Linked DNA regions of Homo sapiens: region 1 is linked to region 2. The links are chromatin loops, found by intact Hi-C in ENCODE. Cell type or tissue: adrenal gland. All regions are shown on one strand. Each heading gives the region's core, and the rest is flanking DNA. Links, peaks and the distances in the headings are about the cores only. Region 1 has its middle 8.4 kb from the start of EVX1. Region 2 overlaps HIBADH (3-hydroxyisobutyrate dehydrogenase).

The links. A loop is a pair of places that touch in the nucleus more often than their neighbours do. Peaks named below come from ENCODE experiments on the same cell type or tissue, not always from the same donor. Only the 100,000 strongest peaks of a DNase experiment are listed, where the experiment ranks them.
Region 1: it touches region 2 in a loop (2.8-fold over the local background); 24 of 110 quality-filtered maps call a loop at or near these places.

What each region holds. Positions count from the first base shown.
Region 1 is chr7:27,228,848-27,239,981 of GRCh38, forward strand. No RefSeq gene overlaps it. Among named protein-coding and RNA genes, the nearest start is that of EVX1, 8.4 kb to the right of the region's middle. In adrenal gland, for the core only: CTCF peaks have their summits at 6,703 (motif pointing right) and 6,902; no DNase peak of the experiment used is centred there; H3K4me3 peaks cover 950 bases; H3K27me3 peaks cover 829 bases.
Region 2 is chr7:27,571,305-27,582,438 of GRCh38, forward strand. All of the region lies in intron 4 of HIBADH (3-hydroxyisobutyrate dehydrogenase), which reads right to left. Among named protein-coding and RNA genes, the nearest start is that of TSL, 39 kb to the right of the region's middle. In adrenal gland, for the core only: CTCF peaks have their summits at 5,249 (motif pointing left) and 5,450; no DNase peak of the experiment used is centred there.

The DNA of each region.
Region 1 (11,134 bases), core at 1,836-9,835, 340 kb before region 2:
GTAACATGCGACAATAGTAATAGCTAACATTTATTGAGGATTAGTGAGTGCTAGATATTCTTGGAAGTGCTCTGTGTGTACTAACTCATTTTACCCTCATATGTCCCCGTTTTACAGATGGGGCCAAATTAGAACCCAAGCAGTCTAATTTAAGTATGGGCACTTAACCATTATTCTAAATTGCCACTATAATTAAGACGGCAACAATTGTACCCTGTTATTATTTATGGATCATCTTACGCCTTTACTACAAAAGGAACATTCCCTTATCACACCGGGCATGCCTTGATTTTCTTCTCACTATTCCAAATCCCAGTGAATGTCTTTTGCAAAAAGGACACAAAATCCTGGATGCCATTTACTATAGCACTGCAAAGATAGCAGCCAGATAATTCTTTATTTCAATTTCACATTTACCATCTCCACATCTGCTGCTTTCCAACAAATGCATTAATGCACCCTAGTTTTGCTCTGTAGTTATTTATTTCTGGGCATATGTTAACCACCACATAGGGAGAGGGGGGCAAACATGTGATGTGATTCCCTGAGCACCATTCACCCTCACTTCTCATCCACAGCTGCTTTTCACTCAGAAGAGTGGAATGTTGAGAAAAAGAATCACAGACATAGTAGAGAGTGAAGTAGGGGGACCGTCAAGGTGAGAGAGAAGCAGTAACTTGCATTTGCGGAGTACCCATTGTAGGCCAGACACTGTGCAAGGCCCTTTCCATTAGAACGGCTCTGAAAGGTAGGCCTTGTATTATTTTAGATCTGACATCCTGCAGCTTTGGTCTGCCCAAGGTCACTGGTGAGTAAGCTCCAGAGCTGAGGTTCAAGCTCAGGACTGTCTGGCTTCCAAGTCCAGGTTCTTGACATGTCATCAACTACCTCTGAAGTACCAGAAATCTTGGCTGGGCAAGTTTGAGAGCACTGCTCCACCGTTGATTCTGTTCTCCTAGCTGTTACAGACCAGTTTCCATCTTCCCAAATTTCCCTGGGATCTGTCTGTCTTCCTGCTGGACTCAAAATCCAGGCCTCATTCCACCACACACCAGCTTTTTGCTGCTCCTCTCCTGCTGGGTCAGAAGATCTCACAATATATATTCATAGAGAAAGTGGATTCATGGCTATTGGAAGTAAGATTTGGTGTTTACAAGCATGGGTTTTTCCTTGACTCTCCCACTTACTATCTGTGTGAGCTCAGGCAAGTTGTTTAAGTTCTTTAGGCTTCAGTTTCCTCATTTGTAAAGTGGGGAGACCCATACCTCCCTCTGAGGGTTGTTATAAGACTTAGAGCCAGAGCACATGGGATTTTTCTTTTTCCATTGCCTGTACTGGGAAAAGGTGAGGGTTATGAGGGAAGGACAGTTCTAATAAAAGGAAAATTGGCCAATTTTTGGAGTGAATCTGGCTTTTCAGTTGTTAAAGGTCCATATCTAAGAGAAAATCATCACCTGACTGTTGCCACTTGTAAAAGTGATACCACCCTTTCCTCAGGGCTCAAGACCAGGACAGAGTTAAATCCTGGATCTGGGTTCAAGAGATCTTCCCACCTCAACCTCTTGAGTAGCTAGGACTATAGGTGTGCACCACCATGCCTGGCTAATTGTTTTTAATGTTTTGTAGAAACAGGATCTTGCTATTTTGTCCATGCTGGTTTTGAACTCCTGTCCTCAAGCAATCCTCCTGCTTTGGTCTTCCAAAAATGCCGGGATTATAGGCGTGAGTCACTGTGTCCAGCCTCATGCCTATTTTTGAAACAAGGACCTATCTTTCATCTTTGATTCCTTCCTTCCTTCCTTCCTTCCTTCCTTCCTTCCTTCCTTCCTTCCTTCCTTCCTTCCTCCCTCCCTCCCTCCCTTTCTTCCTTCCTTTCTTTTCTTTCAAGTTTTGCTCTTGTTGCCCAGGCTAGAGTGCAGTGGCACAATCTCGGCTCACTATAACTTCCGCCTCCTGGATTCAAACAATTCTCCTGCCTCAGCCTCCCGAGTAGCTGGGATTACAGGCACCAACCACCACACCTCGCTAATTTTTTGTATTTGTGGTAGAGATGAGGTTTCACCATGTTGGCCAGTCTGGTCTCGAACCCCTGACCTCAGGTGATCCACCTGCCTTGGCTTCCCAAAGTGCTGGCATTACAGGCGTGAGCCACTGCACCCGGCCTGAATTATTTCTAAGAATAGTAAGGTAAACTCCAGAATAATTAGGAAAACGAAGTTACTATATTGCCAATAATGGAAGTTATGAAACAACTTTAAGTCCATTATAATAAAAATATACATTAACAATACATTGGTCAGGCATGGTGGCTCACACCTGTAGTCCTAGCACTTTGAAAGGCTGAGGCGGGTGGATCACCTGAGGTCAGGAGTTCAAGACCAGCCTGGTCAACATGGTGAAACCCTGTCTCTACCAAAAATACAAAAATTTAGGCCAGGCGCGGTGGCTCACGCCTGTAATCCCAGCAATTTGGGAGGCCGAGGGGGGTGGATCACGAGGTCAGGAGTTCAAGACCAGCCTGGCCAAGATGGTGAAACCCCATCTCTACTAAAAATACAAAAATTAGTGCTGGGCACAATGGCTCACACCTGTAATCCCAGCACTTTGGGAGACCAAGGCAGGTGGATCACCTGAGGTCAGGAGTTCGAGACCAGCCTGATCAACATGGAGAAACCCCATCTCTACTAAAAATACAAAAAAAAAAAAAATTAGCTGGTCATGGTGGTGCATCCCTGTAATCCCAGCTACTTGGGAGGCTGAGGCAGGAAAATCACTTGAACCTGGGAGGCGGAGGTTGCGGTGAGCTGAGATTGCACCATTGCACTCCAGCCTGGGCAATAAGAGTGAAACTCTGTCTCTAAAAAAAAAAATAAAATAAATACAAAAATTAGCCAGGCATGGTGGCAGGCGCCTGTAATCCCAGCTACTGGGGAGGCTGAGGCAGGGAATTGCTTGAACCCGGGAGGCGGAGTTTGCAGTGAGCCGAGATTGTGCCACTGCACTCCAGCCTGGGTGACAGAGCAAGACTCTGTCTCAAAAAAAAAAAAAAATTAGCCAGGTGCGGTGGTGCGTGCCTGTAGTCCCAGCTACTCGGGAGGCTGAGGCAGGAGAATCACTTGAACCCAGGAGGCGGAGATTGCAGTGAGCCAAGATTATGCCATTGCACTCCAGCCTGGGTGACAGAGCAAGACACCATCTCAAAACAAAAACAAAAACAAAAACGTTACGCCATGTGTAATTAAAAGTGTTGGTAGCATTTCACAACCATCTGCCTTTTGTTTGTGCATCTATCAGTATTTCCAGGCCTCAAGGATGAGGCAGGGACTAAGAATAATTTATTCATTCTGTAGAATTCTTTACAAAATTCATACTCTTGCTCCATGAAGAGTCTGAGACTGATTCTTGTCATGGCTCTGTGAACTTGGCCAAGTCCTCTGAACTCTCTGAATCTTGGCTTCCTCAACTGGAAACTGAAAAGAACAATTCTGGCCCCTCCAACTTTATTAGGAACCTGGAGAGGAGCTAATAAAATGCTGGACATGGCCGGGCATGGTGACTCACGCCTGTAATCCCAGCACTTGGGTAGGATGAGGCAGGCAGATCACAAGGTCAGGAGTTCAAGACCAGCCTGGCCAACATGGTGAAACCCCATCTCTACTAAAATACACAAATTAATAGGCCAGGTGCGGTGGCTCACGCTTGTAATCCCAGCACTTTGGGAGGCCGAGGCACGTGGATCACCTGAGGTCAGGAGTTCAAGACCAGCCTGACCAACATGGAGAAACCCCGTGTCTACTAAAAAAAATACAAAAAATTAGCCGGGTGTAGTGGCGCATGCCTGTAATCCTAGCTACTTGGGAGGCTGAGGCAGGAGAATCTCTTGAAGCCGGGAGGCGGAGGTTGCAATGAGCTGAGATCGTGCCATTGCACTCCAGCCTGGGCAACAAGAACAAAACTCTGTCTCAAAAAATAAATAAATAAATAATAAAAAATAAAAATACAAAAATTAGCCAGGGGTGGTGGTGCACACCTGTAGTCCCAGCTACTTGGGAGGCTGAGGCAGGAGAATTGCTTAAAGATGGGAGGTGGAGGTTGCAGTGAGCCAAAATCATGCCATTGCACTCCAGCCTGGTGACAGAGCGAGACTCTGTCTCAAACAAAACAAAACAAAACAAACAAACAAGAAAACTGCTGGACACAGAAGTCCACCTGAGCAGCCTAAAGTAATAGATGGAAGTTAAGGATTAATATGATGATCTGTGAATATGTGTCTGAAGTGGAAATGAAAGAAAAATAAGAAACAGAGACAACGTAGTCAAAAGGAGTAACGGTGTTCCCTGATTTGCCATGTATTAGCTGAGTGATCCTAATCTCTCTGGGTCTCAGCTTCCTCATCTGTAAAGTGGGGATTATAATAATAGCTGCTCTTTCCATTTGATAAGACTATTGTATCAAATGGGTCAGTGAGTGTGAAAATGTTACTTGGAAGAGACCATCTAACTGTTAATTATTATTAATACTGATAGTAGTTCTCCTAGAAGAAGTTCCAGTGTTCTTCCAGGGCTTCAACTAGTTTGGTCACCTTTGGAAATGAAATCTATCTTTTGAGATCACACGGTAGTCACAGGCAGGGACTGAGCCTAATGAGTAGGAGCCTGGCTCCTGGCATGACACTGCTAGGATTCAAATTTCATCTCTGCCACTAATAGGCTATGTGATCCTGAGCAAGCATTTAACCCTTCTTTGACTTAGCTTCTCCATCCATAGAATGGGGATGATAATTATGTAGTCTCTTACCTGCTGGAGTTGTAAGAATTAAGTGCCATAATACATGTGTGCTATCCAGTACACAGAAGATATTTGTAGGTATCTTTATTCTTGGATATAGGGTATTACTCTCGGGTATTCTTGGTGGCACCTTGGCCCCATACTGCCTAATTTACAACATTTGCTGTAACTTTAACTTATCAAATAGCATCCCAGAGTAAGCCTGATACTAGAAAAATATGACTGAATGAAAAAGCATCTATATCTACAGCTACATGGCTGAGGCCCTTTTGGCTCCTACTAAAACCATTTGCTTTCTTTTTGAGACAGACTCTAGCTCTGTCACCCAGGCTGGAGTGCAGTGGCATGATCTTGGCTGCAACCTCCACCTCCCTGATTGAAGCAATTCTCCCCGCCTCAGCCTCCCGAGTAGCTGGGATTACAGGTGCCCACTACCATGCCTGCCTAATTTTTGCATTTTTAATAGAGACAGGGTTTCACCATGTTGGCCAGGCTGGTCTTGAATGCCTGAGCTCAGGTGATCTGCCCGCCTCGGCCTCCCAAAGTGCTGGGATTACCGCCGTGAGCCACCATGCCTGGCCTTCTCCATTTTAGAGCCAGCAAGCCAATCATATTTCAAGGCCTCTGGTCCCCTTTTGTGAAAGAAATCTCTAGGTAGGGCAAGTTTTCCACCCTCCTCCAGCTCCTGCAGTTCCAGAGCAGTTTCTAACCTGCTGTCACAGAGTGAGGATTTCCATGTCCTTAGGCAGTGGATGAATGAGAGGGTGAGTGAGAAGCTAAGTTAGATAATGGCATCATTAGGTAATAAGTTAGTGCACAAAGATCTACATGGAGGTGATAAGGTGGAAGGAGCAGGGGGTAACAGATGCATAAATCTGTACTAGGGATTTTTTTTTTTTTTAAAGATACACTTTCAAAAAGCCATTCCAGGCTGGGTGCAGGGGCTCATGCCTGTAATCACAGCACTTGGGAGGCCAAGGTGGGAGGAATGCTTGAGCCCAGGAGTTCGAGACCAGCCTGGACAATACAGTGAGACCCCCATCTCAAACAAATAACATAAAAAAAAAAATAAAGCCATTCCAGGCAGAATGGAGAATCACAGAAACTTATCAAGTCGAATAATGAAATTCGTAGGGCTGCAGTTCTTAAACTTGAGTGTGCATTAGAATCACTTGAAGGGCTTGTTAAAACATTGCTGGGCCCACCCCCAAAATTTCTGATTCAATAGGTCCAGAGTGGGGCCTCAGGAATTGCATTTCTAGTTAGTTCCCAGGTGACGTGGGGACCACAATCACTGTCATAGGGAATCTGAGAAGAGTTGCTGTAAGGCTGTCTTATTAGAAATGGTCCTCAGACGTAAGTGAGGCCCAAGAAAGAGTCCAAGGAGCTACAGAGATAGGAGAGTCCAGGGGCTTCCCACAGCCTGGACTTCCTGAGCCACAACAAATGGGGCCTACTAGTGTGTTGGTGGCATGATTGAACATATAGGCTGACCAGGCACTCTCACCCATGAGACTCTCCTTATCCAGACCTTGGCTGATATGTGGTGGCGGGGGGAGTTTGGGGGAAAGTGTTCAGCGTTTCCTCTCAAACGACAGGGCGGGGTGGGGTGGGGTTGGGAGGAAGGAGCTCGCAGGAGAACTGCTTGATACTTCCCGCCCCACCGCGGTTAATCACTGTCTAGAGAAGCCGAGGTTAAGTGGCTCTGACCTATCACCCATCCCGCTTAGGGTCCAGCTCAGAGAGCGGGCGCATAGGGCCTGGTGGAACAGGCTGCCCTCTGGGGATGGGGGATTGGGGCCGCTGCTCCGGGCAGAGCCGCGGGATCCGAGCCAGCAAGGATGCTGGGACTCGCCGCGACTTCCGCCTCTGGCGATCGGCAGTGGGGGGCGCACCAAGACAGCAGTTCGGGAGCTGCGCTTTGTCACCGAGGCGGCGAGGGGCGGAGGGCGCAGAAAGGGGCCGCGGAGAAAGGACAAGGCGGCCGACCAGCTCCCAGGATGGAAAGGGACCCTCAAGGGGCTCCAGGCAGCACCTGGGGCAAGGGGAGGGACTGATACTCCCGGCCGGAGCCCAACCTGTGGCGCGTGCTTCAGTCCTGAGCCAGCGGCTCCCTGGCTTCTGGGCTGGCATCCGTCCTACCCTCCTCCCGCTGCAACACGCCCCTGATAGCCGCTCCCCCACCCTCTGAAACTCACCCGCACAGACTCACCGCCAGGCTTCTGGGCTGGGATCGCGCAGTCCCTCCACGTCGCGGCGCCCTGAGGCCCCTCCCGGTGAGCCACCCGGCCTTCGTGCCTTGCTCCCCGGATACCAACCTCACCTGGCTCCCGCGCGTCGCTCACCGCCCGCGGGGACAGCGGCCGCATCCGCCCAACCCACTTGGGAAGGGGGATCCCTATCTGGGTCTTTCAATCATACCCAAGGCATCGCAGTTTTCTGTCTGGGTGTTAGGGAAAGCAGTCCATGGTCCTGGGGCACGGCGTTAATGTCAGAGGAGAATCTGGCCCTTGGAGTCTGGACAACTTGCGTTAAAATCCTGGCTTGGCCTCTTCCCCACTGTGTAACTCTGAGCAAATTCCTCAACCTCTCGGGGAGTCCGTTTTCCCGCTGCACGACGGGAGGGACTGTGCCTCGTCGGACGCTCAGAAGCTCAGTAGGAGGGGAGTGGGGACTAGTCTGGGCCAGGAGGGGTCTCTAGGCAAGTCAGTCCCCAGAACTCCGCATAGAGAGAGTTTTCCATTTCACGGGAGGGAGAGGCTAAGCCAGCCCAACCAGCTGGACTTCCTTGCCTGGGGTGGGGAAAGGGGGCGTCGGGGCAGTTCTCTCATCCCACACCTGGTAAACCGACTCCTCTACTCCTTATTAGGCGCCACCGAGTCTTCCGTCTTCCGGGCCCAGGAGAGGGGAAGGGGCTTTGGCCTCCTCAGCTTGGGAACTGAGAGAGACACAGGGTCAGAGAGCACACAGAGACAGAGAGACACCCGCACCCTGGAGGAAGAATTTTGGGACCATCGAGTTGTCCTCTACTACTCCACAGCCCGAAATGATGCCTCCACCCAGATTTGTGGTCCTGCATTGCCCTTGTTGGGTGGCCCTGACAGGCGCTGCAGTGGGCAGGTTCCCTCTTACAGTGCAGGGGTGGAAGAGGGTGGAGATGGTGCCCCATGGCAGGGGACTGGGAGTAGGGGGAGCAAGGTGGTCAGGTTTGTCTGGCCCTTGGATAGCCCAGTGCTTGGAAAGGATTTGTGCCTGGACAAAATCTATTAAAAACAAACAAAAGATCCTGAAAACATATCCTCCCCTGACCCCACTCCAATCTCTTCTCAATAATGTAAATGAAGCAATGTTGTAATACAGTGATAATAACAGGACAGTTCCCTGGACTCTGGGTTTCCTTTATCCCAAAGGAAGGTCAGCCCAAGCCGAGTCCTGTCTTTTACAGGAGAAACCCCAGCGGGGTGATTCTCTCCCTGATGCAGGTCCAGAGCCTAGAGGTTTGGATGGAGGCACATGCAGAACATAAAGGATGTCCCCAGCCAGGTTGCAGGTGTGACCAGGCCTGGCCAGACTCTTGGGTTTTGCCCCTTGGACCAATCAATCCTGGAGGTCAATTTGAAGGGGGTAGCAGCCATGTAAGGGAAAATACCCTGGTAAAGGGTACTCTATGAAATGGCTCAGGGAATTGTGCCTGGAGTATGGTGGCTCCAAGGGTGTGGGGGATCTGGGAACTGAAGGCCAACTTCTCTGCCTCTGCATTTTCGTGGGAAGAGGGCTGATGGCTATGTGAAGGGGCCATACCTAAGAGGTTAAAACTGCCTGGGTGACCTTGGTGAGTCCTGCTCCTTTCCAGAAATGTTCTCAGGGCCTCAGTGGATTGCAATGGTCAGAGAGGGACTGGGCTTTGTCTCTTAGGGTCTCCAGGATCAGCAGCTGCACTGATATTTCTGACATTCTGGCCTCAGGCCCTGAGACCCTTCCCACATGCTTCGGCAGAGCAGTTCTCCTACCCTACATTCCTGAGGGTGGCTCTCCCAACCCCCTCCATGAGTTAATCTAGAAATGAGGTAGAGAAGAGGCCTTGGTCACAAAAAATCACAAGATAAATTTTTGGAAGAGAAGTCTCAGAAGGCAATGCTTAGCACCTTCCTAATTCTCAAATTGTGAAAGTGGCCTTTGAGCTGGAGGGAGGGGTTGAATCCTGATGCTCATTTACACATCAGCTTTCTGTCTGTGCTTTGGGTTTCTCAGCCACAAAATAGAGATGATTCATGCTGTCTTCCTCAGAGCCTGTTGTGAGGCTGGAGAGCTAATACATGTGAAACGCTTAGAGCAGTGACTGCTCTTATCATGTGGGAACTCCAGACTTCTAAGAGGGATTTCTCTTTGCCCTCCTGGAAAAGTATGTGTGGTGTGGGTGAGGGATGGGGGTGGCAGGGTGAGGACTAGTCCATCCAGCTGTGTGGGCCCTGAGCCTTCCAGCCATGCAGGTGCTTCTAAGGGCAGGAGGGACACTCTCTGAGAGGCCCACAGACCTGCCTAAACCCCAGTAAAGGCTGAGGCTTTGTGGAGGGTTGCCTTATGGAGAGTTAAAGCATTGCTGGGGGTTGAGGCATCCCTGAAGGCCAGGGAGGGACATGGCCTTGGAAGGGAGACTGAGCTTGGTTTGACACTCAGCCCTGACCTAGCTATCTGAGTCAAGACCACTAGTCATTCTACAACTGTAGGAAAAAATGCACTGTGGACTCTTGAGGCCTTTTAAAGGACTGTTAAATTAAATGAGATTGTTAGATTAAATGAGAAATGGGTGTTGATGTTCTTTGTAATAAAAGCAAACTTCAGGACAATAATGAAGAAGAAGAATCCATAGCATCTCTGCTAGGGTTGAGGAGGGAGATGTCTGAGCCTTTGGGTGCTTGGGTGTTGGAGAATTGCTCTTGGACACAAACTGCACTGGGCCCTTCCAGTCAGTGGCTGAGGTGGCAGCAAACCTTGAGCTTGGGGAGGTCTTCAGCTGCCAGTCTCACCCTGGGTCCTCCAGCCCTAGGATGGGCCAGTGGTGGGAATGGGGATGTGGACCAGACATCCTTAGCACAGGGCCAGGAAGCTACCAGGCTGGCCTTAAGGAGCCCAGGCAGACAGGTGTACAGGCAGGAGTGCAGCAGGGTCAGCTGCCTCCCAGGACCTGGCCCTCCATTCCAGGAGGGTGGAGAGGAGGGGGCACTCTTCAAAATCAGAGTTCCAGAAGCCGCAGTTTCCCCCTGTCTGAAGGAGAAAGTGTTCCACGGTGCCTGCCACAGTTACACAGCTGCCACCGACTTTCTCAGCAGATTCCACTGCAGTGCAAGGAGGTGACAGGAGTGGTCAACCCTCATCTACCTGCAAGTGTGAGATCCACTCGACCTTATTCCCCAGGGGTGCACCCAGCAGTGGCACTAGGTTCCCAAAAGGGCATCAGCAGCTGCCAAGGCAGAAGGGGGAAGCGGGTCCCAGAACCACCCACCTCCGGCTGTCCCCACCGCGAGGACCCAGCAGTCTGGCGCCCCCACCACGGCCTGGAAGATGACGGAGGGCCCAAGACTAATATTCACGACAGCCAGACCACGCTTATTGTTTAGAAGGAAGCTCCCTTTGTTCTTACTTTTTAACCAAAGAGAAGCGAAAACATTTTTTTCCTGATCACATTTTCACCGACACCTGAGCCGACAAGCCAGCTCCTGGCCCCCGGCTCAGGACTCCTCGCTCTCTCCCTTCTCGGGGCCCTGTCGCCGTTGAAAGGCCCGCTGCAGGCTGGGGAGGGTGATCGGGGCCGCGGGCCATCTCCCCCGAGCCGGGCGGGCAGACTGCGGAGGCAGGCCCCACACGCGCCGCTTTTCCGAGCCCGGTTTTCTTCAGGAGCGAAGCTGTTCCAGCTGACCCGCGCGTCTGGGGGCCTATGCCCGGCTTCCGATTCCATTTAAAACGACCCGCGCATCTTATCTCCGTCGCCTCCCCGGGGTTCCCACCCACCCCCCTCCGGCCCGGGCCAGGCCAGCCCAGCCCCGGCGGAAGCCAAGCTGGGAGCTTTTGAAGTCCGGAGAATTTCAATCCGAGAGGAGCCGGCTGGACCGGAGCCCGTCGCCCCAGCGGGGGAAGGGACGGGGGGCCTGCCGTGTGGCAGGTGGGGGATGGGTGTCCCCCGCCGCGAGAAATGAGAAGCCGCCGGGCCTGGAGCGGCCTCCACCTCAGCTGCTATCACCCCCTCTCCGCTGTCATGGGATTGCCCAGGCTTAATGGGGTTGTGCAGGGCTTCACTTGCTCTCGGAATTTACCTTCCTTCTCGAGCCGTGCCGCGAATAACCTTCAC
Region 2 (11,134 bases), core at 1,460-9,459:
CTCTGCCTCCCAGGTTCAAGTGATTCTCCTGCCTCAGACTCCCGAGTAGCTGGGATTACAGGCATGTGCCACCATGCCCGGCTAATTTTCTTGTATTTTTAGTAGAGACAGGATTTCTCCATGTTGGTCAGGCTGGTCTCAAACTCCTGACCTCAGGTGATCCACTTGCCTCAGCCACCCAAAGTGCTGGGACTACAGGCATGAGCCACTGCTCCAGGCTATCTTTTATTTCTTTAAATGTTTTATGTATAGTCATTTCATACTCTGTTTTGGAAACATCAGTATCTACAGTTCGTAGAGATTGAATATTTTTGTTTCTGTTGGCTTGTCTGGTGACCTGTCTCCCTTTGTGTCTGGTAATTTTTTTTTAACTGTGAGCTTACATTTATTGTACTTGATATTTATGAGTTCTAAGATTCCTGGATTAAGGATGATTTTCTCCAGAAAGAATTTTTATTCTTCTATGGATGACAAGTTCTAGCCCTACCAAATTAAGGTCTTAAATTTAATTATTGGTTGAGTATCTTCCCAATTGGATGAGTAATTTAAATTTGAACTCTATGCCCATAAATTCAGAGCTACTATTGTAAAGATTCAGGAGAAACTAATATACTTTATTTCTCAACCTGTAACCAGCATAGACAGACAGATTTCCTAGTTAGATTCTTTAACTAGCAGGCTTACGATCCATAGAACACCCTTTCTCCCAGAAGTTATGGCCTCTTTGGGCATTTGGCTTTGTTGGGGCCTAAGGGTTGGCTTTCTCACTTTGTGTGAGCATAGGGCCTAGGTTTCCATTACCCCATGATTGTTTTACTCACAAATGTTAACGTCCAGAGCCCCTGTTTTCTGGAATCAGCATTTGCTTCCAGGTCAGCCAGAGCTTCTGGCTTTATTTATTATTCTTATTTCAGATTACTACTCGATTATTTGGTCACTGAAGATCTCCATTCTCTAATGAGAAATGTAAAGTGCATTTAAAAGTACATTTATTGTAATTTATCCAGCCACCGGTATTTTATAGCAGCAGGGTATTTTAATATACCTAGTCTACCATATTGCCAGAAGCAGTAGATGGCTATGTAAAGAAACAAAACAGGTCCTTAAATGTCAAAGTAAAGAGTGATTTCCATTGTATTTTTATGCCAAGATACTTTTAACTGTTTTCTCATAATAAAACAGGTTTCATCTTTACCATTAGCACCTTCATTATTACAGCAGAATGTTGCTTTTATGACATCTATTTTTACAAATGAAATCAAGAAATTTCATCCAACTACATACAGCAGTCAATCATGTTAATGAAGACTTTCCATGAAAGTAATCTACAAGAAACATTAGGTACTTGAAATCTCTAGATCACTTCAATTTTGTGCTTTTGTTTTAAATATCTCATAAAAATATTTATTATCCACGAATCAAGTATTTACTGAATATCTTCTGTATACAAGGAACCCACTCTCAGCTCTTCAGGGTATACAAAAATAATTAATATGCAATTCTTGCTCAAATTAAGAATTTGATTTGGTGAGCCAGACTATTACTGCATTATAAAATTAACTTTAATACACAAAATATTGTCATACAAAAGTTAAAATGTTCAAAATTCCAAGAAGAGAAATATCACATTCATTTGGGGCATAAAACTACAACAGAAGAGTAAAAGAAGCTTCACTAAAAAGATCAGATCAATATGGGCCATGAAAGATGATTAAGATTATATATACTGGTAAGAAACGACTAGGGACAGAGAAAGAAATTCTGTGTAAAGTGATCTGCAAAAGCAAACGCATAAAGGCGAAAAAAGTAGGGAATTTGTGCAGAAAATTGTAAGTAGCTGAATTTAGAACAAACAAAACTCCAGATACACTGACTCTCATTTAATCTTCAAACATGCCATGCCCTTTTCTAATTCTCAACTTTGAATACTATCTCTTCTTGGAATGTCCTCATCCAGCCCCATAATACATGGTAAACATGGATTACTTCTTCAGGAAAGCAACTGCCTAGCAATCAGATCTGGTAAATGTGGATGACCCTAACTACATCATCGTCTTATCATGGAACTTCTTTATATCTCTGTTATGGCAATTACCGATCCATACTGTAACACAGTATCTTTTTCCATGCCCATCTCACTGATTAGACATCGTCTAGACTAGACTAGAGTATGAGCTTCTTGAGAGCAAAGACCATGACTTATTCTAACAAAGTGGCTGATATATGCATTATTCTAAAAACAGGAGTGGAAGAAGTATAGGAAAAAAGGAACGAGAAAAATTCTGTAAATTTCCTTGCATGTATTTAACAAACTTTGACAGGTAGTGCAGAACCAGAATATGTCACTGGCTAAGAGAAAAATGTAGCGGCAGACTCTCTAAGGCTGTGTCCTGTCCCACAGAGTAGCTACTAGCAACATGTGGCTGCTGAGAACTTAAAATATAGCTAGTTCACATTCAGATGTGCTTTAAGTGTAAAACACACATATTTCAAAGACTTAGTATGAAAAAATGTGAAGTATCTGAATAAATTTTATATTGATTACATGTTGAAATTATGTTTTTGATATACTGGGTTAAATAAAATGTATTCCTGAAATTATCCTCACCTGTGTTTCTTATTACTTTTCTAATGTGACTACTAAAAAATTTTAAATTACACATGTGGCTTATATTACATTTCTATTGGACAGTGCTACTTTCAGAATTTGAACCTAAAAGATTAGAAAAACTGAAATTGTAATATACTATAGAGGACCAAGAGCTAGAGCTGGTTTTACTGAAATGAAAAAGTTTGACTCCAAAAATGAGCTTGATTGAAGGAGTCCAATAAATAAAAATGCAGATCCAGAAATCAGAAAAGTCTGTGATGGAAATACAGAGTTAGAAAATCTCTTTAGAAATTAGATAGTTGGAATTTTGGAAAAGCAGGTGAATCCCCAGAGAAAATTTCAGATCCCACAGCTTAGAAAAGGGGAGGAAGAGATAGCAGGTGATTTTTTTTTTCCTCAAAGGATAGGATAGGAGGGGCTGGTATCCCACGAAGAATCTCTGAAATCATTTCCCACAGAAATATGATGCTAATTGTGTTATAATTTAGGGATATTCTCAATATATGTGAGGTTGAAAATAATAGGGACCTAAATATATTAGAAAATATTTTTTCCAAGGAAAGTACATTCCAAACTCCAAACAGGTAACTCTTTACCTTTTTTATTTGTAAACAAACAAGCTTGCAAGTTAGCTTCTGTCATAACTAAGTACATAGATAGGTTCAGACATGCAAAACTTTATTATTGCTGCTCTAATAGAGAAAAAAAGTGGTTATGCACACCTCCCCCTCTAATAATAATGAAATTTACATACTGTACTCAGCCACTGGAACTAATACTTGAAAAGAGCCCCCAAAATATAGTTCAAGTTCAAAATCCATGTATCTTCCACATCTCTTATTTTTACCAAAACACAAGCAATCTGGAGCTGTTATAAGCAAAAGACTGTTTTAACAAAACTCAATTTCTTCAAAATAGAGCTATGTACATACAAAATGAACATACCATTTTAAATTATAAAATACATTTTCCTCTCATTTAGGAGATTTAATAGAGAACTGTTTGTATTCCCAGTGATATTATAAAGCAGGTAATCGAGAAGGGCAAGCTGACTACTATTCTTATGTGTTCAGACAGAGCTCAACTTATTGGACAAAGGCTTATCTTATCTTTTGTAGATGAGAGTTCTAGGATATCCCATGACCTTCCCTAATATTACAAACCTTAGCATTATAAAATTATTTTACTTTTCCCAGAATAAAATTAGAAAGCCAGATACTCTGCCAAATAGGTTTTTTAATTGGAAATTTTAGCACTCTTGATTTATTTGTCAAGAATCTCTGGACTTACAGTGTAGCTGAGAACATAGGTATACAGTAATTACAATGTAGGTGAGACCCTAACCTGTCATGGTGCTTCACAGGGAGGGTGACTTTTACCTAAGGAGAGATCACAGGAGGTGGCATCTACATTGGGACTTGAGTAAATAAGGTAAATATTTAAGAATTAGTGAATAGTCCAGTTTGGTTAGAATTTAAGGCATGTGGAAAGAAGTAGCAGAAAATAAGAATGGAAAAGTAAGTTGGATCCAGAGTGTGGAGAGCCTTGAATGGCAGGCTGAGAAGGAAGACTGGGCTGGACTGGGTGAGCATCAGGAACCAGAGAAAGTTTCTGAACAATTTATCAGAAGTATATCTTGGGCAGACTGAAATCTCAGAACAGTGAGGTGGATATAACTGTATAGCAGTGGCATAGCAGCAGGGATGGTAAAAGCAGCAAGAAGTAGAGGAAGTCCGAGCAATGGTGTGATGTGCCTGCTTTCTAAGAAATAATGCACAGGGCTGTTTTCAAAAAAAGGAAACACATGTGCACATGTTGTTTTTTCCCTAAGATCATGAGGCCTCCTCTTGAGCAACTAGCCTAGCCTGTAAGGAGGAAAACAGTTTTTATCATGTAAGTACGGAAATCTGCTTTTTCCTGAATGGATTCTGGGCTGGACAGCCTGAAGACAGCCATCTGCTCGCAGCAACAGCAGCAGCAGCATGCTTGCTTATATGCATACAATCTTCCTTTGCACTGCTGGTTGGCTCAGCTCAAGTTGCCCACCCTAGGATTACTTTAACATATGCAGTAAAAGTCACATTCTTCTACTCATTGAATCAAGGCTGGAAAGCTTGAGAAGAAACATTCAATCACTGACAAAATAAAGTGGAAAAGGAATCCAAAGGAGGGAAGGAAAGAAATAAGACAGCAGAGAAAGGGATGGGAGCAACGGAAACCAAGAATGAAGCAGGAAGACAAGACATGAGGGAGGAGGAGGAACTGATCATAACCATTACACCTATGTTCACTTAAAAGTAATTGTTATTTAGAGTAAAACTTTATTTCCAAAAACTGTGTGGATGTGGAGGCGGTAACAAGGTTAATTATGTCTCATAATTAGTAATTAAGATTATATAACAAAGCCTTTGGCAATGTTCTATTCTAATGATGGAGGGCCAACATCAGAGAAATATAATAGTGCATTAGCATAACCACATATGCAAAGTACACAAAACCATTTCCAAAGTTAACTTGTCATTGAATGATTAAATATGAATTCATAATTAGAAAAATCCACACTGTAATTTATTGGCTCTCCTGACTGTTCTGGTTCATTAAAAGTTGATTACTAAACAGTGACCTCTAGTGGCCCATAATTTTCCAATGCTATATTGTTTCTCTTAAAGAGTCAGCATAGATTTGAAGAACCTATTTACCCTAAATAAGGCAATTACTTTGAAGATGTTAATATTCCTTTTCATTATAAAGGGAAATATTCCTTTTTCCTATACTTAGCTCCTTAAAGTATATTCTGGCAAATACAAAATGCCAAAAAGCTCTCCTGCTTCTACCCAAGTGTCACACATTCATTAACAAATTATGATCGAGCACCTATTTGTGAAACCGTGGGGCTGGGTGTTTGGGGTATTTTATTAATAATTAGAAACTGACTTCACTAATTCTTTACTATCCAATAAGAAATGAAATCAACATTAATACAATTGTCATGCTACTATCTATTCACTGCCTATACACACGGGACACACTGAAAACATACTTGATTTTAAAATTCAAAGACACCAACAATTTCTGATTCAATGCATACCAAATTACTAAGGTTTATCTTAAAAGGCAATAGATTAACAACTGTAAAAAACAAATCCAGCTCATCTCTTAAATTTTTCTTAAAGAGATTTCTATAACAATGACCTTTCGGAAGAAATTACTTCTACAGCACATTTGTGAACTTTCCAAGCATCATTTCTCTCTTTTTTTTTTTTTTGAGATGGAGTTTCGCTCTTGTTGCCCAGGCTGAAGGGCAGTGGCATGATTTCGGCTCACCACAACCTCCGCCTCCCGGGTTCAAGCAATTCTCCTACCTCATCCTCCCAGGTAGCTGGGATTACAGGCATGCGCCACCACACCTGACTTATTTTTTATTTTTAGTGGAGATGGGGTTTCTCCATGTTGGCCATGCTGGTCTTGAACTCCTGACCTCAGGTGATCTGCCGACCTCGGCCTCCCAAAGTGCTGGGATTACCGGCATGAGCCACTGTGCCTGGCCAAGCATCATTTCTCTCTTAAAATGAATACAAATCTTTTTAAAAGACCCATATCCTTGTAATAATAATTTATGTTAAATTTAAACCCAATTTAAAAATCCATAAATATATTTGTTTTTATTACTTGCAACCCAGGTACACTCATTATGAAAACAAGGTTTCAGAAAGGCTCGCAATATAAAGAGAAGACTTTGGGTGTGTTATTAAAAGGATTATATATCCCTTCATCCCCCCAAATCAGTCAAGATAATCATCCTCGTTCCCTAAAGTAGTGGCAATGCTGTAGCATCCTTTAAGAATGTAGGTAAGCCTCCAAAAAAATTTGAGATGTAAATAAAAGAAACAAATATACTTCCCTGATGTACCATTGCTGCAGAACACATGGGTGTGGAGTGCCAATTGTTTCTGTAATGATTTAATATAGTAGCTGGATAATGAGTTGTACCTTCTGCAACAACTGAATCACCATTTAATGCTATTATCAACAGTTCATGACCCACCAGCAAGAAATGTCAACCTGATTAATCTAAACACTGCTGACCTCAAAAAAAACCTTACTCCTCACAGAATACTGTTATTAGCATCCATTGTTCATTAGAATGAACATATATAAATCAAATCATTAAATAGTTTAGAGAGTTCAGTATGCTAATTTTGCTAAGTGAGAGTTAATAGGGTTCTGAAAATGTGGAGCTGAAGACATTACTTAAGCATGAATATTTGTTAAAACTAAGAGAATCTTTTTTTTGAAGATACATTATTTTATAAGTTCAATATGTCAATGAAAATATTTGTTTTCTTAGTATTGTACATTAGGGTTACAGTAAGATTTCATTTTGGTTCTAAAGTTCAATGTTTAGATTTTTTTTTTTTTTGAGACAGTTTCGCTTTGTTGCGCAAGCTGGAGTGCAGTGGCACGATCTCAGCTCACTGCAACCTCCGCCTCCCAGGTTCAAGCAATTCTCATGCCTCAGACTCCTGATAGCTGAGATTACAGGCGCCCACCACCACACCTGGCTGATTTTTTTTGTATTTTAGTAGAGACAGGGTTTCACCATGTTGCCTAGGCTAGTCTCAAACTCCGGAACTCAGGCAATCCGCCTGTCTCGGCCTCCTGAAGTGCCAGGATTACAGATGTGAGCCACCGCGCCCAGCCAAATTCTTACTTCTTAACATAAATTTCAAAAATAACCAGATTATATTTAGAGCGCATATTGGACACTGATTTTTACTAAAAATAAAACCACATTTTTTTTTGTTGTTACAATAAGCTAGGTCTTCAGTACCCACAAAAGTAGTCAAACTCTGCTTCCTTGCACCTGAGTTGAGAGGTTAGGACTCTAAGAAAAGCAGGTGCAAGCAGGCAGAACAAGTCAAGATTCTCTATAACTGAATACTACACTTCTTAAAAAATAATCAGACTCTATATGGTAACCAGAAAGATTTAACCTAAAATTAACAGTAAGAAAATAATCAGACAAATCAAGAATGAGGAACATTTCATAAAATAACTGGTCTAGACTCCAGAAATGTCAAGATAGATTATTTTTATTTTTAAAGGGAGGGCATGGGAACTGTTTTAGATTAAAGAAAGATGAAGAAACAAAACAACTAAATGTAACATATGAACTTTTATTAGATGCTGGATCAAAGAAAATTAGAAAATCCAGTTATTTGGGGGACAACTGAGAAAATTTGAATATGGGTTATATATTAGATGGCACTGAATCAAAGTCAAATTTCTTGGGTGTGATAGTAGTTTTGGAGTTATGTCCCTATTCTCAGACGATATATACTAAAAGTATTTAAGGCTGAATGGTTCCACCAAAAACAAAAATTATGTGGCACGGGGCTGAAGGGGGCAAGAGAGAACACATAAATTGAAATTTAAAATATAACAAATAATTACATAGCAGAGCACTGATACCACACATAAAGAGAATCTCTATACACCCATTATTTAGAAATGTTTCATGAATTCTATTTTTACTGTGTCTTCCAAAAGGGCAGAAAGTGAAGGAGGAAAAACTTTGGTCCCAAATACCAATGAAGGTAGTTATCTTTTGATTTACAAAAACAGATATTTTATTGAAACATCTGAGTCAAATTTCTATAAACTGAATACTTAACCATTACTTCGTATTATTACATTGCTGAGTTACTCTGTATCTCCACTTTAACAAGCAGGTTTACTTATGTGCTTTCTGTCTCTAGTGGCTCTGAGTTTGCCCTGGCAATAGCTTTCCAAGTAAATGACTAACCACATTAATGGTGTTTGTTCTGGGGTATCCACCACAACATTACGTTTAGAAATGACCTAGCTGAGTTCTATTTTAGGGTTGTCCTACAAATAAAAACACAGCCACCAAAAAAGCAGCGAGGTATCTTTACCATAATACCATTTGACTCACATTAGTAAGAACTGCAGGATTCATGGACTGGTTCTATAACCTACTGCCATGCTACTAAGTTATAGCCCAAGAAAATCCATAGTACTTGCTCCCATACAAAAACCGCACTGCATGTATTTCAAAATACATGAGAGTCTGTTTGAACAGCCACACTTCTACAAATTAGGATTAAGGGAAAAGAGATATAGAACTAAATTAAAATACATGTGGCTGTTTTCTACGATTTTTCATGAAACACAGGTGTCAAGGAAACAAACATGTTTCCCCTGATTTTAATGAAAGAAATGCAATCAATTATATTGAGACTATACTAGGCATTTCTCAATACAAGAATCATGCCCAGATTCACTTCAGTGAGAAAAAGTGATGGAGCAGGCAGTTGAACTCAGGTCTTCCAAGTAGCAGTAATGAGTAAAATGAACAGTTCTGGATTTGTACAGATCTATTCACTTGTGAAACTGCCACCAGAGAAATTCATTTGAAAAGCAAAGCTTAACCACTTAGAAATCAGAAAAATCTCAGTTCCCAATAACAACAACAACAACAAAAATCCAGATAACTAGGACTGTGTGCATAAAAATGCTAGGAAAAGTTTTCAGGTGAGGATAGTTACAGTAAATCAGCAGAAAACTCTTTAAATGAACATTGTAAGATGAACAGTTTAGCTCCAATTTGATCATAAAACACAAGGAAAGATTATTTATTAAGCTCTTCAGAGCTTGTACTGCAATTTATATCTTTTTTACCAGAAAGATTCATTTGTTCATTTATCCATTCACTCATCTATCCATTAAACACAAGACTGAGTGCCTACTATTGGATTATGTATTGTTACAGGCATTGAGAATACAGCAATGAGCAAGAGAACAAATCTTTGGTCTGTGGAGTTTACATTCTAGCAGAGTGGTTCTCAATCTCAACTACCTATTAAGGAACAACTCCTAGAAATTGATTTAATGGGGAAGAAGGTAAGAGAGGTGGAGATCAAAGCAGAAGTAGAAAGGCTGACTTCAGAGACCACTGCTGCTTGGCCAATTCTAACAGGAGGATAGGCAGAGTACATGCATACAAATGCATGCAGGTTAAGGGGTAGGCGATCATGTGGAAGTTCTTTCACGACTGTGTCTATTCTCAGTGAAAGTAAAAAGGAAAGGTCATCAGCTGACACTGCGTGAGGATACCAGAGGCATAGAGACAAGAGAAGGTGTGAAATAATTGTTTAGGTGATGGAAAAGAATGAATGGACTAAGGAAATGAAGGGGAACTGTCAAGCAGCCCTAAGGGCCAACTTGGGATTAGTGATCATTAATTTAAAATTCAAGCCAGACCAACATGGTCATCCATTTACTCCAACCATGTTCAGCTACTCAAGGGCCAATGCAGAGCAAATGAACAGTTGGATTTGACCAGGGGTGGGGTCAAATTCAATAGAGGAAGGAAGAACGAGGAAGCTGAGGATGTGTAATCATGTACGGTGGAATATAAACCAGTAGGGAAGGAAGCTAGGACATGAAGAGGGTAGAGATAAAGAAGCAGGTGTTTAATTATTCTGCTTCAGTTTTATCTACAACAGGTACTGCCATCAACTATAATTGCTTATCTTCCTAAAATTTGAAATTCCCTTCCTTTAGAATTATTCAATTCCTTTTACGGAAGGATGGAAGGTAGATTTCCTTTTCTCCTCCAAATTTATTAAGGTTTAATTGATAAAAATTTTATAGATTTATGATATACAACATATTTCGATAAATGTATACATTGTGCAATGATTAAATCAAGCTAATTAACATATCCATCACCTTATATACTTATCGCTTTTTCTAGATTACTTTTGCTCAGGAGTGGCCAAACTTAGTTTCTTTCAAAGTTCAGAAGACTCTGTGGATCCTTCAGCACTTAAAGACCACCATACAGAATATCATTTTTCCATTCTCATTTTAAAAAAATGAGATTCTATTACAAAAAGGAATCTACAAAAAAAAAACCCAATTCAAATGGATTTAGCTTCTTGTGTTTTCTTTGATAAACACAGATCCTCTAGAAAAAAAATATAGTACTTGATTTTAGTCCCCAACTTCATTTAAAGTGACGCATACTTATTTGAAAGAAGATAAAATAAGAGATGCTTGTTTTCTCTCTTTGGATGTAATTATTAGCATTTGAAATCAGAGGCCAAAAAGACTTCATGCTTTGACTTAGGATTAACAGTCTCTTTTGAACAGAACTATCACTTGTCTATTCAACTTAGTAAAGTAATTGCTTCTTTATTCTCCTTGAAATGTTGTTGTATGCTTTACAAGTACACAATCCCTTCCCTTCAACTCTTATACAATAAGCTCTGAAATGCAAAAGAGTTTTTCTTCACTCATTTGGCAGCAAAACTTTACCTGAACTGATTTAAGGCTATAGTCTTCATTTCTTCTGCTTAGTGTGAATATTCATATATTTCATTGCAGAAATTGTTGGTGTTTTGATTACAGGGGGCTGCCCTGGTCTCTGCTGGGGATGTTACATAGCATATGGTAAATATACATATTACCTTGCTATAATTCTAAAACAAAACTCAC